Regions from separate parts of the Homo sapiens genome. Here region 2 is linked to region 1. Evidence: chromatin contacts called from ENCODE Hi-C or POLR2A ChIA-PET data. All regions are on one chromosome and are shown on one strand. Each heading gives the region's core, a stretch centred on a gene start or an enhancer-like site at or near the end of the contact. The rest is flanking DNA. Distances are from core to core; before and after follow the strand shown.

Region 1 (4,621 bases), core at 611-3,110:
AGAGCAACCTTGGAGGTGCATGTTATTGTCCTCAGTTACAGTCAAGAACTGAGGTTGGGTAAGGTGTGGTGGTGCTTGCCTGTAATGCCAGCACTTTGGAAGGCTTAGGCGGGAGGATGACTTGAGCCTGGGAATTTGAGACCAGCCTCGGCAACACAGCAAGACTCTATCTCTATTTTAAAATAACATAATTGGCCAGGCACGGTGGCTCATGCCTGTAATCCCAGCACTTTGGGAGGCCGCGGTAGGCGGATCACAAGGTCAGGGCATCGAGACCATCCTGGCTAACACGGTGAAACCCCGTCTCTACTAAAAATACAAAAAATTAGCCAGGTGTAGTGGCAAGTGCCTGTAGTCTCAGCTACTCGGGAGGCTGAGACAAGAGAATTGCTTGAACGTGGGAGGCTGAGGTTGTAGTGAGCTGAGATCAGGCCACTGCCCTCCAGCCTGGGTGACAGAGCGAGACTCTGTCTCAAAAAAATAAATAATAAAATAAAATAATTATTATTAATTTTTTTTTTGAGGCGGAGTCTTGCTCTGTCACCCAGGTTGGAATGCAGTTTCACATTCTCGGCTCACTGTAACCTCTGCCTCCCAGGTTCAAGCAATTCTCGTGCCTCAGCCTCCCGAGTAGCTGGAATAACAGGTGCCTGCCACCACGCCCAGCTAATTTTTGTAATTTTAGTAGAGACTATGTTGGCCAGGCTGGTCTTGAATTCCTGATCTTAAGTGATCTACCCATCTTGGCCTCCCAAAGTGCTGGGATTACAGGCATGAGCCACTGTGCCTGGCCTATTTTAAAATAATTTTATTTTAAAATATTAAAAAAAAGAAAACTGAGGTCTGCCGGGCATGGGCCTATAATACCAGCAGAGGCAGGAGGATGATTTGAGCCCAGGAGTTGGAGGCTGCAGTGAGCTACGATCGCGCCACTGCACTCCAGCCTGGGCGAGAGTGAGTCCTCGTCTCAAAAAACAAAAATCAAAAACTGAGATAAAGACAGGTTAGCCGGTCGTGGGTGGCTCATGCCTGTAATCCCAGCACTTCGGGAGGCCGAGGCGGGTGGGTCACGAGGTCAGGAGTTTGAGACCAGCCTGGTCAACATGGTGAAACCCCATCTCTACTAAAAATATAAAAAAATTAGCCAGGCGTGGCGGCGGGCGCCTGTAGTCCCAGCTGCTGGGGAGGCTGAGGCAGAAGAATGGCGTGAACCTGGGAGGCGGAGCTTGCAGTGAGCAGAGATCGCGCCACTGCACTCCAGCCTGGGCGACAGAACGAGACGCCGTCTCAAAAAAAAAAAAAATTAGCCAGGCGTGGTGGCAAGCGCCTGTAATCCCAGCTACTCGGGAGGCTGAGGCAGGAGAATCCCTTGAAGCCGGAAGGGGGAGGTTGCAGTGAGCCGAGATTGCCCCATTGCATTCTAGCCCGAGCGAAAGAGCGAAACTCCGTCTCAAAAAAAAAAAAAGACAGGTTAAGTGATTTGCCCATGGCTACATAGCTGGGAAGTGAGGAGATGTGGATTTCTGTGGATCCAATTTCATGTGTCTAGGATGACCCATCAACTCCAGAGAAGGGCAGGAAGAAGGTGCCGCTCTTAGGCTCAGAGGGACTCAGAGGTAGAAGTTCAACCATCCTTTCCCTCCCCACCCACCCAACCGGCCCCCTGAAAGCTGTCCAGGCAGATGCTGCCCAGGGAAGGGTTAACCCTCCTCTTTGGCTCTGCCCTGCATTCTTTTGTGCTGAGCTCTCTGGCAGCTTGTGTCAGGACATCAGGGCAAGAAGGCAGAAAGGACATGGCTAGGGCACCTGGCAATGAATAATCTGTTTGTCGTGGCCGTGCTGCCTTGTGGCTGTGTGGGATGGGGTGGGGATGGCGGCAGTGCCAGGACTTGGGGTCAAGGGCTCAGGGAGGGGGCCAGCCAGCTTGGAGGCAGGACCTGAGACTCCTCTATGTTTAGTGCTTGCTCCATCTCCCAGACAGCCACCTAAACAGGAACTGTGGCAGCTTTCCACGTTTGCCCCTGGCTGCAGCCAAACCTATCTCAGCTACAGCCTGGGACTTGGATCTCCCTGTAAGATTTCTATCCCATCCCTCTCCACCTGCCCCAGGGCTTCAGAACCAAGTTCTAGACTCCAGAGGGCCCTGCAGCCTGCCCCTCCAGCTACCAAGGATGAAAATCTGGTACAGGCATCTGTAGGGGACAGCCAAATGTGCCTGGAATCACTGGGGAAGGGAGATATGAGAGGATGCAGGGTGCCCTGTGGGGTTTCCCAGGCTCCTCCAGCCTCACCCCATTCCTGCCCTGGCTCAACTGCTTGGTCTTGTGATTGCAGGGGCCAGACTCTCTCCTCCAGCTGAGTGATGCTGGGCTCCACCCAGCAGCTGGCTCTTCCTGGAGTCTTTCCTCCCCACCAGCTCTCTTCCTGCCTGGAACTTCTGCCCCAGCTCCTTTCTACCAGACTAACTCTCTCACTTCCACTCAAATTCTGCTCCTGAAGAAATCCCTTCTAGAACTTCTCAGGAAGCCTTCTTTGACTCACCCAAGCCTGTCTGATCCCCTTGGGCTCTCCTGCCTGCTGCCATCCTCACATACCTCCACCTGTTACTGTGGCCAGTGCCTACTCCTTATGCATTTGATGTTATGCTTGCTGACTGTGTCTCACACCTGGATTCTGTGTGTGTGTGTGTGTGTTCTGTCTCTTCCAGAGGACAGAACAAGAACCAACGGGTGGATTTTCCTTGAGTCACATTTCTGATAAGGGAACAAGTTCGGCATGATCACAGCCATCTAAACATTGGAATGGGCTATCTTGAAAGTAGTGAGCTATCAAAGGAGGGGTTAATAACAAATGCTTCTGGGTAGCAGTGATGTGTCTGCCACATGAAAGGCTTTCAGTACACATTTGTTAAACAAATAACAACCTGCTGGCTTTCTCTCCTCCCACAGCCACTATGTGTCTCATAAATGCTTGGGGTTTTTTTCTGTTGGGGCAGCCAGTTGGGCCCCAAGAGGCAAGTCCCTGCCTGTAGTTATTCTGATATTGAAAGGGTCCTTACTGAGAAACTAACCTGGAGAGCAATCCTAGTAAGCAGAAGAGGACCTCTCTCCACCCATCTCTTGGTGTGGACTTGGAAGAGAGTAGGTGTTTATAGAGAGCTCCTAGCACTTGGTGCCAGCTAGGAGATACGATACGGGGGCTCTGGGATCTGGGAGGTAGGATCATGCCTTGTCAGCTGGATCCCTGGGCTCCTTGTAACCAACTATGCTTGTATCTCTTTAGCATCCTTGAGGATTTCATTGCATCTGAACATTCCAGCCTTGCCTTAGCTGTGCTGTAGGCCAGTGAGGAAAGATGGTGAAATGTGCTCGAAACATTGCATGCAGGCAGCTAGCTGCCATGGCTGGGGAAGTCACAGCGTGGGGAGGATACCCCTTTCCCCCAAGGAAAGGGGCATCTTGGGGCAGGAGCAGAAGACAGTTGAAAGACTTTCTGCTGACCATCTTGAAAGGTTTTTTTTTTTTTTTTTTTGTGACAGTCTCACTCTGTCACCCAGGCTAGAGTGCAGTGGCACAATCTCAGCCCACTGCAACCTCCGCCTCCCAGGTTCAAGCGATTCTCCTGCCTCGGCCTCCCCAGTAGCTGGGACTATAGGTGCACGCCACCACACCTGGATAAGTTTTGTATTTTTAGTAGAGACAGGTTTCAACATACTGGTCAGGATGAACTCCTGACCTCAGGTGACCTGCCCACCTTGGACTCCCAAAGTGCTGGGATTACAGGAGTGAGCCACCCAGACTTGAAAGTTGTTAAGTGTTACCTTTGTCGAGGAAGCCAGAAGTTTCCTCCCACCCCCATTAAGGAAATTTTGGCATTTTATAACAGGTAGGATTTTTGAGCAGTTTTTTGTTTCTACTTACTATTTACTTGTTCTTTTTTTTTTTTTTCGCCCCCTGAAACACATGTATCAAGCATCTACTGAATGCCAGGCACTGAGAACCAAGATAGGGAGACACAGGACCTGCTCACCAGAGGTTCAGTGACTTCCTGATCTGGGAGCTCCAGGGGCACAGTGTTTCTCCCTCTGTCCCCTCCTACAAGCATCCTCCCACCCCCACCCCTCACCATTTGAGTGCAATGGGAATGCCTAGTATAGTAGTTCTCAAACTCTAGCCTTCATCAGAATCCCTGGAGGACTTGCTAGAAAACGCCTAGAAGCTGGGCCCACCCTGTTTCTGATCTAGCAGGTCTACGGTGGGGGTTGAGAATGTGCATTTCAAAACAGTTTCCAGGTGTTTCTGACCCTGATGATCTAATAAAAAACCACTGATTTACAGTATCTTACAGTCCATATTACCTTTTAAAATGCCTTCACAATGACTGCATTTTATTACCATAGCATGCTTGGGGGGTCTTCAGGCCCAGGAGAATACCCCTTACCTTTTACTGAGGGGAAACTGGAAAGACAGAGCGGTCTCATGATCTTATGACTTCATCACAATTTATAGCTATATTACTTGCAATTTGGCTTTTTCAGTGACTGCCTCGTTCGCTTGAATGTGAATTTCTTTCTTTTTTTTTTTCTTTTTTTTGAGACGGAGTCTCACTCTGTACCCCGTAT
Region 2 (4,621 bases), core at 1-2,500, 48 kb after region 1:
AGACAAGGTCAACGGCTGTGCTCTGGAGCGCCCCCCATGGGCTTGGACCATGCTGAGGTGGGGTGCTGGGCCCAGGGGAGGCTCACTCAGCCATGAGGTCTGCCTGAAAGACAGGGCCCTCCGCTGCTGTTCTCTGGCCTGCCTGATTGGCCAGAAGGAGGCTCCCATGCCAGGCCAGGTTTGCACTCTGTTTTCACTGGGGCGTCTTCTGTTCCCCAAGAGGTGGCCTCATTTTCACTAAGGGAAGGACAGGATCTATTTGGTGGGACCCAGGGCAGAAGGCAGTCTCGGGGTAGAGTAACGGCAAGATAAAGGGTAGAGATTGTGGATGAAGATAGGAAAGAATCCAGAAGGAGGAAAAGAGAGAGGGGAGAGAGGCCACACACCAGAGTACACAGGGCTCTGAGCAGGTCCAAGTGGGAGAAGGCAAGGGAGGAAACAGAAAATATGTGTTCTCTAGGACGGAAGGGAGAAAGCACGCAGAAGCCATCTCTGAGCTAACCAGTGGGCCTTCCCCTGAACAGAGAATGGAGGCCTCCAGCAGTGTTGGAGCTGGTTGGGCAGCCAGGCAGGCGGGCTCCTGGACCCCAGCAGGGTCCTCTCCTAACTGCTGCTGTTCCACTCCCAGGTCTGTTTCTGGCTTCTGGGGTCTCTGTCCAGGGAGGTAGGCTGGAGGTGTTTCCTTCCTCCTCCTGCCCATCCCCCCGTCTCCCGCCTCTGTAACCGTCACAGGAAATGGCCTCACCAAGCCCTTGAACGACAGCGCATGGTGAGGCGACAGCTGGGGGCAAGACAGGAGGCATGGAGGTGGTGGGACCATCTCCTCTTGGGGGCAGTCCCTATCTCCCAGAGCCAGGGTCACAGTGGGCGAGGTGGCGGGGGTGTTGAATCACCAAGGCAGCAGGGACGGAGGTGAGGGGACAGAATGGGCCTGGCACAGGTGTGAGTGGTAGAGCGAGGGTCTCTGGTAGCAGAAAAGGTCCCTTCAGCCTCTGCTCTCCTTGTAGCTCCCTGTGGCTTCCCTGCTCACCCCCGTCTTGGGGACATCAGGTCTGTGAGCACCCATACCCCAGCCAGGCACTGTGGCGCCCCACTCGCCCTCCCGCACTCCCTCCTAGAGATGCCCTCTTATATCCCCGGAGTTCGCACCCCCCGGGGCCACAGGACTCCCAGTCCCCCCTTCAGATACTTACTGAAGCAGCTGTGGCCCCCAGGCTGCCTCTTGCCAGCTGTCTGTCTGTCTGTCGGTCTGTCTTTGAGGGCTGAGAAGGCTCCAGGAAGCCAGCTTCCTCCCTCCGCCCCTCCTTGCTGCCACCCACGCACACCCCAGCTGCATTCTGCCCTCCTGTGCCTGCTGCCGCTGCCACCAGGGGTCGGCTGCCTCCCGCCTGTGCCCTTCTGGGGCCCAAGGCCCCGTTCCCTGGGAATGGGTGAGGGGCCAGGCCTTCCCGACCATCCTGCTTTCCCCAGCTTCCAGACCCTCTCCCCTCTTCTGTGTTTCTCCTCTGGGTCTTTGTCACATCCAGCCGCTGCCTACTTGCTGGGCACAGCTCGCCTGACCCCCAGCTCTGTGCTGTCCCACAAAGAACCCAAGGCTCTCCTGCTCAACCTGACCTTGGCCGGAGGCTTATTTCTCCTTCTCTGCTTCTGCCCCACAGCCCTCTCCCTCAAGGCCCTCTCCCTCAAGGCCCTCTCCCTCAAAGCCCTTGCTGCTTCAAGCCTTGGGAATTCATGGCCAAGCACAGACCACATCTTCCCAGAGCAGATGTGGCACAGACTCGGGGTGGGGAAAAAGAAGAAGCAAGAATCCATGCCTCACAATGTGAAGGAAAGGGCCGGGGCCAGGCCAAAAAGGTCGTCTCCACGCCTGTGCCACGGCCCAGCTCTCCACAGCCCACGGCCTGAGTGTAGGCCAGCCCAGCAGGAAGCAGATAGCAGAGTCCACTTGTGGGAGGGAGTCCGAGGGGCTTCCCCTGGGCCCTCAGCCCCCTGCAGGCCTCCTCCCAGAACCCTGACATCTACTTAGAAGACTTACAGACAGTGGACAGTCTCTGGCCCTCACACCAGGGGACTCCCATGTCCTCTTCGCTGCTGGGGTGCCTGGATGCCTGGGACCTGAAGGGTGGCCCCCAAGTCCAAGACTCCTCTGCCCACTGCCCCTGCCTGACCTTGGCAGGCTCCTTGCGGGCCAGCAGCCCAGCCGGTTCATGCTCGCTGCACGCCTCCTTTTACCTTGTAACATTTCAAACGCCCTTCCCTTCCCGGCCCCCAACATGCACAATCCACGTCCTCTTTCTTCCTCCCACTTCCCTGATTCAGCTGTCAAATGGTGACAGCAAAAAAGAAATGAGGTACCCTAGGCACAGGGGGTAGGCATGCCGGAGGGGGTGGTCGGGAGGGGGCTGGCCTTCTGCTGGCCCCTTGAGGAGGAGGGTTGAGACGAAGAACAAGAACAGCCCCCAGAGGCTCAGAAGGCCTCCCAGCACCCGCCCTTGCTCTTGGCAGTGGGGACAGGGGCTGGCTCTTTTTTGAGCCCCTCCATGGCCAGCTGATCCTGGCACCTCCTTCCCTGCAGCCTGCGTTCCTCTCCGGAGTGGGTGGGTTTCCCTGAGGAGGAGGCCGATTAGGGCTGGGAAAGGGGTTGGTTCCCGTGCTCAGGACAGACTGGAGGGAAGCAGGAACCTGGGAATCCCTAACATGCTTGCGAGCAGTGACCTGGAGACTGGCCTCTGCCTCACCCCCCACACCAGTCAGTGTTTCCACTGGTGGGTAGTGGGGGCCCTGGGGACACAGGAGGGGGCAGGTGGGGGTTGGAAAGAGGGCCCGGCTCTGAGCCTATGCTGATTGTTATCAAGAACAGGAAGCTAGGACACCACAGGGGTGGGAGGAGGAAGCGGCAAAGCCCTCCCCACACAGGTCTGCCTGGTCCCCCCAAGTTTCCAGGGTCTGAGCCCTGTTGGCTGTGAGCCCACCCCTTTCCCCCACAGACTGAGGCCTAGCAGTGGCTGGACAGTTGGAAGCTGAGCTTCACAGCAAGGAAGCTGGGAGCCAGGCGATGGGGAAGATAGTTGGGGTTGGGGGTGGGGGTAGTGGCTGAGCATTAGGCAAGACCTCTCAAAGATCCCCTGTTCCCTCTGGGTGGATGTGGGGTAGAGGGGACAGTCACTCCTTGGCTCCTGCCCACTCCTTCTTCCCCTGTGCTTAGGGATACCTGGACATCCATGGAGGTGTGTGGCCAGAGCTCATGAGGGCTGAGGATGCCAACTGCAACCTCAGATGGCACAAGACATGCGTCATCGCCCTGCACCTCCCCCTCCCCAGCCTGGCCTGGTGACTTGGGACGCCCCTCTCTGCCCTCTCTGGAGTGGACTCTGTCCCATCCGGGCTGTTGGAAGGCTCCTGGGCGTGACTCCCTCTCCCCTCCAGAACCTTCCCACCCCTGGGGCCAAAAGGTCACAGCAGCTCTCAAACTTCCATCACTCGAATCGATTTGTGTTCCTGGGTTGAGATTTAGGTTCTAGCCACCCTCGACTCCAGAGAAAGTATAGTAATAGTTGGAAATCAGAAAGATCTATGCATAATGAGTCTAAACGTAGCTTATTAACTGTGTGACCTTGGGCAAATTGCTGAGTCTCAGGCTCCTCCTCAGCTTCCTCCCTCCACTGGGGGATGATCATAGCACCTCCCTTGTCAGCCCATGGTGTGCTTTGCTCACGGAGGAGAGGTTGGGAGTCAGCAGCCAGAGGACCGAGGAGCTGGGAGGAGCTGGCTGGGGAAGTGGGTCTGGGAGCAGCACAGGGTGAGGAGGTCATGGCTGCCGGGTCTCACCTCTCACCAGCCTCCCTCTTCCTCCTCACTGCTGACTTTCTCCCTGAACCCGGGCTGCCGGGGCACTTCCAGCCGAGCACTGAGGAAGTGCAGGAAGGAGTCACTCCCAGGGGTCTCCCAGCATCCCGGGTGGGACAGAGTCCACTCCAGGGAGGACAAAGAGGGGTGTCCCAAGCCACCAGGCCAGGCTGGGGAGGGACTGGTGCAGGGCATGATGCATCTTGAGAGTCAGCCTTGTCCCATCTGAGGCTGTGGTGGGTGCCCTCAGCCCTCCCAAGCTCTGGCCACACACGTCTTGACTCTCTTGTTTTCCCCTCTAGTGATTCCCAGTTCCAGGGCTGTGAGCCGCAGCTCCCTGCCCCAAGTGTCAGAAGCGCCCCCCTCCCTAGCCCAGGCCCGGGGAAAGGCGGACATTACATCTGGAATTCCCAGAAGTCGTTGCTCTTTGCCAGCCCCTAGGGAGTAGGGAGCTCCTTGCTGGGGAGCAGTTGGCCCCCAGAGGCAAAGGCTGCCACCTTTTAACAATCCAAGGGGAGGATCCTGGGGAGAGAGTCAGCTGCCTGGGGCCAGGACTGCTGGGTCCTGCACACTCCAGCTGCTCTGCCCCCTTCCTAGCTGCCCTCCTCGGCTCCTCTCTGGAGAAGCACTAGGATCTCGGGTGGCTGTTCCTCCATCCTTCCCACCCCCAAAACCCTAGGCCAGCCTGAGCTGGCTTGTTCTGCCCCAACTTTGTAGGCCCTGGCTTGTTCCTGTTTGTGTCGGGGAGACAGAAACACCAAGAACTGGATCTGGG

Evidence for each region. A loop is a pair of places that touch in the nucleus more often than their neighbours do. ChIA-PET counts read pairs that join two places held with the same protein, here RNA polymerase II (POLR2A).
Region 2: a map of transverse colon shows a loop between it and region 1 (9-fold over the local background). The contact joins the promoter of PTPN7 here to the enhancer-like site in region 1. A Hi-C loop is called at or near these places in 1 of 168 maps with a recorded cell type or tissue (transverse colon). POLR2A ChIA-PET finds 5 or more read pairs at or near these places in 1 of 52 experiments (Caco-2).

Annotation. Positions count from the first base shown.
Region 1 is chr1:202,111,216-202,115,836 of GRCh38, forward strand. No RefSeq gene overlaps it. Among named protein-coding and RNA genes, the nearest start is that of GPR37L1, 9.4 kb to the right of the region's middle. Within about 2 kb of position 1,861, at least 14 of the 41 ENCODE cell types and tissues checked have a DNase peak (open chromatin) inside an H3K27ac peak, as active enhancers do; they include transverse colon, where a contact is called at or near this core.
Region 2 is chr1:202,159,352-202,163,972 of GRCh38, forward strand. It overlaps PTPN7 (protein tyrosine phosphatase non-receptor type 7), which reads right to left and starts at 1,251. Exons shown (of 10, transcript NM_002832.4): 1 at 1,194-1,251; 2 at 1-103. The coding sequence starts at 51. RefSeq lists enhancers at 1-11, 112-201, 462-541, 4,072-4,621.